Linked DNA regions of Homo sapiens: region 2 is linked to region 1. A link is an interaction called in ENCODE POLR2A ChIA-PET data of the cell type or tissue named here. Cell type or tissue: GM12878. All regions are shown on one strand. Region 1 has its middle 14 kb from the start of FBLN5. Region 2 overlaps PPP4R3A (protein phosphatase 4 regulatory subunit 3A).

Region 1 (5,000 bases):
GTGGCTATTCAGAGGTGCCATCATAGTGCACTACGGTAGTCTTGAACTTCTGGCCTCAAGTCATCCTGCCTCAGCCTCCTGAGTAGCTGGAACTACTGGTGCACACCACCATGCCTGTCTTCTTTTTCCGTTTGACTTACATATATACAGACTAACAGACCGTGCTTTTTTTTTCAGTAAGCTGTGCGTCTAGGTTTGTCAGTTTTGTTAGCTATTTCATTATTAATATTCTATTTTGTTCTCCCTTACACTTTAGTAATAACAGCTTCATTTCTTTTGCCTTTTTTTTTTTTTTTTTGAGACCGCATCTTACTCTGTCCTCCAGGCTGGAGTGCAGTGGCGCGATCTCAGCTCACTGCAATCTCCACCTCCCAGGTTCAAATGATTCTCCTGCCTCAGCCTCCCAAGTAGCTGGGATTATAGGCATGCACCACCGCACCTGGCTAATTTTTGTATTTTTAGTAGAGACGGGGTTTTACCATGTTAGCCAGGCTAGTCTCGAGCTCCTGACCTCAAGTGATCCACCTACCTCAGCCTCCCAAAGTGCTGAGATTATAGGCGTAAGTCACCGTGCCCAGCCTTTTTCTGGTTTTTAATTTCTTAGACATAAACAGTTTTTAAGCCATGCTATACAGATGATGCTAGCATGGGTCCCTCTAGACTCTTTTAGCCTAGTATTTTCCAACATTTAAGAAGACAGATCAAATGGCACCTCCTCTATGAGATTATTAGAGACCTCCAAAATTGGACCTCCCAATTTTTTCCCATGGTGTCTTGACTCTGCCTCCATTTTATAACACATTTTATAATGCTGTGTCTCTTTCAGTAAACAGTGAATTCCTCAAAAGCACTGACAGTCCTCTTCACCATTATAACTATGTGCACGGCCTGACGAGTACTCAGTAATATCTGCTGAATAAAGACTGATTTTTCCTGGTAGATGTTATATCCTAATGAAATTACTTCAGCAAGTATTATCACTATAGGATAATATTTAAGCACGTTATTAAATATAAATCACATGAACAGTGTAGAGCAAGCTTGTCTGATTCCTGGCATGTGACCCAGGATGGCTCTGAGTGTGGCCCAACACACATTCGTAAACTTTCTTAAAATATTATGTTTTTTTTGGGATTTTTTTTTTTTTTAGCTCATCAGCTATCGTTAGTGTATTTTATGTGTGGTCCAAGACAATTCTTCTTCCAGTGTGGCCCAGGGAAGCCTAAAGATTGGACACCCCTGGTGCAGAGCGTCGTTTATCCGGCATATCTCAAGAATTAGACTGTAGAGGAATTCTGTTTTCCTAGATCAAATTTCAAATTAATTTTATAATAAATAATTGTGATCTACACACACACACACACACACGAGCTGAACATGTAACCTCCTTCCAACAGCACGGTCCCACGATCATTTTTAAGGGGCTGTTGGGGAAGTAATCGACCCTTTGGCTAATTTTTCTCAGGAGCAACAACTCATATCACTAATGATCAAAACAAAATTTTTGTTTTTGACAAATGTCACCAAACACCTAGATAGACTGATACATTAGTGCTTTAATAACCTAGGGGGGCATGTTTTACAGTCTGCTGTAGAAACAACAGTAGCTCTGACAATTTGGTTATGGGTAACTTCTTTCCTCCTTTGTGAAATGGGATCATAATACTAGTCTCACAGGTATGGTTTTTAATATATACAAAATGTTTATTTTAGCTTTATTTATACTGTCAAAATCTTAAACCAAACTGAAGGTCCAACTGGAAAGGAATAGTTGAATAAAATGGCTACACTCCTGAAAAACAAACCAAACCCAAAACAAACCCAAAAACATTCCTAAGAGTTCAGGACAGGAGAGACAGACATCATTTGATCATCTACATTGTCCTAAAAAGAATAACAAGATTTGTTACTCCTTATTTATTTGCTCCTTATGATAGTTTTAAGATGTTATGTAAAAATCCTTTCAAAATTTTAAAAAAGGAAGTAGGTAGGGACCCAAGATGAAATAAGAGTTGATAAGCTTGGGGCCAGGCATGGTGGCTCACGCCTGTAATCCCAGCACTTTGGGAGGCTGAGGTGGGCAGATCACCTGAAGTCGGGAGTTGGCAACCAGCCTGACCAACACAGAGAAACCCTGTCTCTACTAAAAATACAAAATTAGCTGGGTGTGGTGGTGCATGCCTGTAATCCCTGCTACTCGGGAGGCTGAGACAGGAGAATCGCTTGAACCCAGGAGGCGGAGGTTGCAGTGAGCCGAGATCATGCCATTGCACTCCAGCCTGGGCAACAAGAGCGAAACTCCATCTCAAAAAAAAAAAAAAAAAAAAAGAGAGTTGATAAGCTTGAATGGATAATTGTTGAGGCTGGTGATGAGTACACGGAATCACTATGTTACTCACTCTACTTTCATGTCTGTGTTCAAAGTTTTAAACAAAAGTATTTTTTAAATTCTTTAGAAAATATGGCATCCTGTTTGGTTGAAAATATGGCATCCTGATTTGATAAAGCTAGGGAATGAGTACGTTAGTGTTAATGTCTTACTCTGTGTTCTTTAGACATATGTTCCTTTAATACTTCATATTTACAGTTGCTGCTTTGAAGTTTTTATGGGTTAAATCCAACTTCTAGGCCCACACAGTTTCTTTGGACTGCTTGTTTCCTGAGTATGGGCCTCACTTTCTTGTCTTGCTCATAATTTCTGATTGAAAACTAGACGATTTAGCAAGTATTGATTCTGACATAGTTTCATGGTTTTTTTTTTTAAAGCTTGATTGAATGTAACTGCAGAATCTGTCTCCCACACAAGAGAATGTAGCTGCTGATGTCTCTGCTTACAGTCTTTTTTACAGTCTGTTTTACAGTCTTTTTATCTTTTGGTCTGGCTTCCCCAGGGTCACTCCTGCATAGCTAAATGTCAGAGGAGGCTGTGCTAGTTAAACACCTCGAGCCTCTCGGAGGGCTTCTATGCACCGCGGGTGGATCTGAGTGTAGGCTAAGCAGCTCACTCAATGGCCAGTCTCATGTTTGTCTAGGCTTTTCCGTCCCATGGGGCGCTCTCAAGTCTCAGCCATGGCCCTTCTATGCCTCTCTGTTTCAGGAGGTCAGCATTAAATTTCTGCTGACCACCACCTGTCCTATCTGGAATTGCAATCTCAGGCTAGCAAAACGGAGTTTTCTCCGTTTGTTTCCTTCCAAGCTCACCACTTTTAGTTGACATCATGGGTTCTGCACCACCTAACCTCCACCATTGTTCACCACCTCAGGCAACAAAGCTGCTGGTTTTCATACCAGCTCAGGGCTAGAAAAGCCAGGAGGTTTGAGGGGTGACAGAAGCCCCAGGTAGGAAGGCCACAGACTCCAGGTTCCCACCCAAAGCTCTAGAAGCTTTTCAAAAATAACCCAATTTCTTCTCTGCCTTTGGTCAATTTCTAGAGACCCCAAATGGTTGGTTTTGACAACTTTAGTTTTATACTTGTTTCTTGCAAGGAGAATTGGCTGACCTCTTCACATCATCATAGCCGGATGTCCCTCCTAATATCCAATTGTCTCCTTTGTATGTGTTTTAAACTTTTGACACATACACATGCATACACACAAATTAAAGAATGACATCAGGGCCAGGCACGGTGGCTCATGCCTGTAATCCCAGAACTTTGGGAGGCCGAGGTGGGCGGATCACTTGAGGTCAGGAGTTCGAGACCAGCCTGGCCAACATAGTGAAACCCCGTCTCTACTAAAAATACAAAAATTAGCCAGGCATGGTGGTGCACACCTGTAATCCCAGCTACTTGGAGGCTGAGACAGGAGAATCTCTTGAGCCCAGGAGGCAGAGCTTGCAGTGAGCCGAGATAGCGCCACTGCACTCCAGCCTGGGCAAAAGAGTCAGACTCCGTCTCAAAAAAAAAAAAAAAAAAAAAAAAAGACATTGGGGTGAAATTTATTTTCAGCAAGTAACGCTGATGTCTAAATGGGGGAAAAAAAGTGGAAAGACTCAGAAAAAAGTCTTAATTCCTCAAGTAGCAATTTTATGAAGAATTGATTTTTACGGTCATCATATTTTTCAACACAGGAGTTACCAAGCTGCTGAGCGCAATGCTGACGAGAGCAGTACAGGTTGAATGCAGGCAGCTGAGACTACCCTCGGAGTACATGTGCATGTGGCATGGAAACGCTTTAGGGAGAAGACTTTAAAATGATTCCAAAAAATTTCAAAAACTAAGCAGTCCATATAAATTTTCAAAAATAAAACTTACCTCATTAGATCTTGTAAGTTTATCACCACCACCGTCTTTTTACTCCGAGAGTGTCTGAACATACCTTTAGTAAAGTGATCCTTAGGTAAAAGGGATTTATGTGTTGACTCACAGATGATACCACAGTTTTTAAAATACATCTAAACAGATGAAGAGGAAATAAGAAGCAAATATATATTTTCTAATTCTTAAAAAATTCATGTCTCCCTTCACCATCTGGGGGTGGGAAACTTGTCCTTTGGGAAACGTACACATTTCGAGTACAGTACGTTCCCGTTTACACATGGGTTACCAAGGACTTGAGACTGACTCATCGTGTGAGGAAAACTCACAGGATGATATCCTTCAACATCTAAGTGCCTTACATTTTACAGAAAGAAATGATGTATCTTACCTTTTTAAGAGTCCATGGACACTTACAAAACAACTTTACCAAACTCTTATATTAAGTTCGCAAATATTTCCAAATCATTGAGATTTAATTTTTAAGGTCAAAAATAATTCAATGAAGTCAAAGAATGTTAGAGCTGAAAAGATTACTCTTGTAAAAATAGTCACAGCTGAAAATTATCACAGTTAAAATATCACTACAGTGCAAATTATTACTCTTAACCCCAGAAAGGCTAAAAGACTGATATACAGGAAGATTCCATTTTAGGAGCTAAGACACAAACCAACTAAAGGTTCAAATATTTGCCCTAAGTGATCCATTTTTTAAACATTTTTACATTTTTCTCTCAGGGACGT
Region 2 (5,000 bases), 470 kb before region 1:
CCCAAAATATTTGAGAAAAAGCAGTTTTCTCTGCAACTGTCTCTCATACGGAGCTTTCATTTCTTCTATTACACTTAACAATTGCTTTACCCATTCCAAATAGTGGTTAGATGGCTAAGAGTGCTCTTAACATTTCCAAATTTAGTTTGCTTTTACATCAAAGTTCATTTGTTTTATGAATGCTGTCCAGTATTAATGATTTAATGACCATTCACTACTGTGTGCTCAGAACAGTACCAAGTAATACCGAACACAGTAAATTAACCAAGTTATGATAACTCAATTTGTATATGTCTTATGCACATGAACAGCTTTCCACTTCACACCAACCCTCCCAACTATGTCTAGGACAGGTGACCTAATTAATCCAAAATCTCTTTCTTATCCTTTGAGTGCTTAAGGTAACTAAACATTCACCATATTATTTTTTCCCACCTGTATTCCCCACAAACCCCATTTCTTTGGGCTTTTTTTCTTTACAAAAACTGGTTTTGGCTTAGGACGCTCAGATAAGCATTCTCACATTTTGGAGAAAATACTGTTTTAATCTTCTTCCTCTTTATCCAACTTTTGCCAGATTAATCAAAACACATTTTCCAGTGCCCCTTCAATTCTCTTTACGCTCAATTTTCAGGATTTTATTTTGGTTATTAAGAGCTGTGCTAGTGATACATTCATAACAAGAAAAAGCAGCAGGTGGCCAGGTGCGGTGGCTCACACCTATAACCCAGCACTTTGGGAAGCTGAGGTGGGAGGATCGCCTGAGGCCAGGAGTTTGAGAACAATTTGGCCAATAAAGCAGGACCTTGCCTCTGCAAACATAAAATAACAATAAAATAAAATAAAAATAAGAAAAAGTAGGCTGGGCGTGGTGGCTCACGCCTGTAATCCCAGCATTTTGGAAGGCTGAGGTGGGCAGATCGCTTGAGGTCAGGAGTTTGAGACCAGCCTGGCCAACATGGTTAAACCCCATCTGTACTAAAAATACAAAAATTAGCCGGGCATGGTTGCTGTGAGCTGAGATTGCATCACTGCAATCCAGCCTGGTCAACAGAGACTCTGCCTCAAAAAAAAAAAAGAAAAAGAAAGAAAAAATAAATTAGCTGGATGAGGTAGGGCATGCCTATAATTCTAGCTACTCAAGAGACAGGCAGGAGGATCTCCTGAGCCCAGAATCTCAAGACTACAGTGAGCCATGATTGCGCCACTACACTCTAGACTGGGTTCTAGACTGGGTGATAAGAGATCCTGTCTCAAAAAACAAAGGCAAGGTGCAGTGGCTCATGCCTGTAATCCCAGCACTTTGGGAGGTCGAGATGGGAGGATTGCTTGAGGCTAGCCTGGTCTCATATATAGGATGGTGAGACCCCATACTATATATTTTTAATATAAAATTTAAAAAAGGTATAAAAATCTCCAACTATCTTTGTAGTCTTTCATTATTTTAATTACTAGAATAAAAATTGCATTCTATTATTCTCCACGGAAATCATAAAGTATATAAAGTACATTATGGATCAATATTACTTTTTTTTTTTTTTTTGAGACGGAGTTTCACTCTTGTTGCCCAGGCTGGAATGTAATGGTGCAATCCCGGCTCACCACAACCTCTGCCTCCTGGGTTCAAGTGATTGTCCTGCCTCAGCCTCCTGAGTAGCTGGGCATGTGCCACCATGCCTGGCTAATTTTGTATTTTTAGTAGAGACAGGGTTTCTCCATGTTGGTCAGGCTGGTCTTGAATTCCCAACCTCAGATAATCTGCCCGCCTCGGCAGGCAGGTGGGTCACTTGAGGTCAGCAGTTCGAGACCAGCCTGGCCAACATGGTGAAACCCCGTCTCTACTAAAGACACACAAAAACCTACTTTGAAATACAACTCATATTCTCAGACACAATCTATCTCCATAAAATTACAAAAGTAAAATAGAGTGAAAGAATTGCATTACTTTAACAAATTATATTTCAGAAGATGCAAGATCTCTAATGGCATAGGACCCAACTAGGAAACGCTTCTCTAAAAGTTAAAACTGCACAAAAGTACAACCTATATAAAAGAAAAAATTGGGCATCACAATTAAAAATTTGTTTGTGCTGCAAACAATACCATCAAGTAAAAAGAAAGCCCACAGAATGAGAGAAAAGATTTGGAAAGCATATATCTGGTAAAGGACTTGTATCCGGAATATATAAAGGACTCTTACAACTCAATATTAAAATGTGGGCAATGAATTTGAATAGAAATTTATCCAAAACGGATATACAAAAAACTAGTAAGCATATGAGAAGATGCTCAGCATTAGTCATTAAGGAAATGCAAATCAAACCCACAAATAAGGGCCAGGCACGGTGGCTCACGCCTATAATACCAGCACTTTGGGAGGCTGAGGCAGGTGGATCACTTGAGGTCAGGAGTTCGAGACCAGCCTGGCCAAAATGGTGAAACCCCATCTCTACTAAAGACACACAAAAAATTAGCTGGGCATCGTTGTGCATGTCTTTAAACCCAGCTACTCAGGAGGCTGAGGCAGGAGAATCACTTTAACCTGGGAGGTGGAGGTTGCAGTGAGCCAGGATTGCACCACTGCACCCCAGCCTGGACGACAGAGACTCTGTCTCAAATGAAAACAAAAACCAAAACCACAAATGAGATACCATTTAGTACCCACTAGAATGTCTACAATCAAAGACAAGACAATAACAAGCGGTGACAAGGCTGTAGAGAAATGGGAAGCTTCATACATTGCTTCTGGGAATATAAAATGAGGCATCAATTTTGGAAAAGTTTGGCAGTTCCTTCAAAAGTTAAGCAGTTACCTTGCAATTTCCCTTCTCGGTATATATCCAAGAGAAATGAATACATGCCCAGACAAAAACTTGTACATTTATATTCACAGCAAGGTTATTTACAACAGCAAAAAATGAACAGATAAATTCAATGTGGCATATACTCAGCTACACAGAGTAATGAAAACCTAACACATTACAATATGTATAAACCTTGAAAACATATGAAATTAAAGAAGCCCATCATAAAATACCACATGTCCAGATACATAATGTGTGTGTGTGTGTGTGTGTGTATGTTTTTTTTTAGACAGTCTCTCTGTCGCCCAGGCTGGAGTGCAGTGGCGTGATCTGAGCTCACTGCAGCCTCTGCCTCCTGGGTTCAAGCAATTCTCCTGCCTCAGCCACCTGAGTAGCTGGGACTACAGGCACATTCCCAGTCCAGATAGGTAAATTTAGAGACAGAAAATAGATTAGTGGTTGTTTAGGGCTGGGAGGAAGTGAAAGTGGGTAGTGATTGCTAATGGGCACATGATTTTTTTCAGAGGAGACAAAATGTTCTAAAATTAGATTGTGGTGATGGTTGCAAACCTGTGATTATACTAAAAAACAATGAATTGTACATTTTGAATTGGTGAATTATATAGTATGTAAATACTGTTAAAAAAAAAACAAAAAACAGGTGGAGTGCAGCCTAGGCAATATAGTGAGACCTTGTCTCTATAAAAAAATTTTAAAAATTAGCCAAGTGTGGCAGCGCACGCCTGTAGTCCTAGCTGCTCAGGAGGCAGAGGTGGGAGGATTGCCTAAGCCTTGGAAATGCAGGTTGCAGTGAGCCAAGATCATGCCACTGCACTCCAGCCTAGGCAACAGAGCAAGACCCAGTCTCAAAAAAACAAAACAAAACACACACACACACACAAAAAGGTAAACTGTAAAGTATAAATATTCATACAATGGATACCACGAACAATGTTAATATATGAATCAAAGAGTAAACACAACAGATATTTTACAAACCTGAGTAAAAGACAGCTGAGACAAAGGTATAAACCATAGAATTCAATTTACACAAAGCTCACAAAGTGGCAAAATTAACCTATCATTAGGCTAGCAGTTTTCTCTGGGTAGGATAGTGACTGGGGAGGAACCTGAAGTAGGCTTCCAGAGTAGTGGTTATGTTGTTTTTTCAATGGTGTGCTGGTTATTTTTTGAAAATTCATCAAATTGAATACTTATGATTTGTGTACCTTTTTGATGTATTATACTGCAATTCAAAAGTTTTTTTAAGTTTAAGAAGTCAGAAACACATAGCACAGGGGATTGAGGTTGTTATTCAAGTTGTGCTTTCAAGAAACACACGCCTGATTTTTACAGTCACTAAAACAAAAAACACGGCAGTGCAGTGGTATGACATTGTCAGCCACCTAATCCCTAATAGCAATTATTTCTCAAGTACCAGTCTCTTTTACATTTTCTTCAAAACTCTCTTAGTAGTGTTTACAGGATCAGGATAATAAGAAAGAGGGAAAAAAAGGTTTGACGTACTCCCTTCCAAAGTTCTGGCTAAAACAGGACACACTAGAAGCTTCTAGTGTTGGGAAATGTTTTTCTGGTCTATTCAGGATATTAGAGGGAAGTATCCCCTGAAACTCTCTTTTCAGCCATATCACAGTTTTGGTCTAGGAAGTCCAGCTCTCATCCCCAATACCATATTCCCAAAGAGATAAGTAGGCTATAGAGGCTAGAACACCGGAAAGTCTTTCAACTTGAGGGCTCAGTAAGACAATAAATAAAAGACACAATACTAGGTTTATTCCTAGTCTATTGGGTTTCCCTCCATCACCTAATAGGTTTTATTGAGCCAAGTTATAAACACTAAACCAATCAACTATAACAGATCCAGTTCAGTGTTAATATCAATTAACACAATCCTTACCCCCAACAAGTTTGTTTGTATTTTGTTGCTATAGCTACAGTATTAGGCACAGTAATTCTATCCTACTAAGGTATGGGTATGGATGGGGATATAGAGCTCAACTTTAGGAGAGGAATTTATTAAATAACATGGTAGCAGAGATGACAGGCGAGAAATGATGATCCTTAGCAGGAGACCTCAGCAACATTAAGAGGGAGGCAGAGAAGGTTCTAACTAAGAGCAACATGTTTCTGATAACAGTTATGTCTAGTGGAACTCAATAACTGAAGCACACACTC

What was found. ChIA-PET counts read pairs that join two places held together with the same protein. Peaks named below come from ENCODE experiments on the same cell type or tissue, not always from the same donor. Only the 100,000 strongest peaks of a DNase experiment are listed, where the experiment ranks them.
Region 2: POLR2A ChIA-PET joins it to region 1 with 10 read pairs; 2 of 35 experiments call an interaction of 5 or more read pairs at or near these places.

The regions. Positions count from the first base shown.
Region 1 is chr14:91,959,122-91,964,121 of GRCh38, forward strand. No RefSeq gene overlaps it. Among named protein-coding and RNA genes, the nearest start is that of FBLN5, 14 kb to the left of the region's middle. In GM12878, no CTCF peak of the experiment used is centred here; no DNase peak of the experiment used is centred here.
Region 2 is chr14:91,492,247-91,497,246 of GRCh38, forward strand. All of the region lies in intron 1 of PPP4R3A (protein phosphatase 4 regulatory subunit 3A), which reads right to left. Among named protein-coding and RNA genes, the nearest start is that of PPP4R3A, 16 kb to the right of the region's middle. RefSeq lists enhancers at 2,613-2,762, 3,244-3,453. In GM12878, no CTCF peak of the experiment used is centred here; DNase peaks (open chromatin) are centred at 2,650 and 3,315; H3K4me3 peaks cover 1,542 bases; H3K27ac peaks cover 1,829 bases.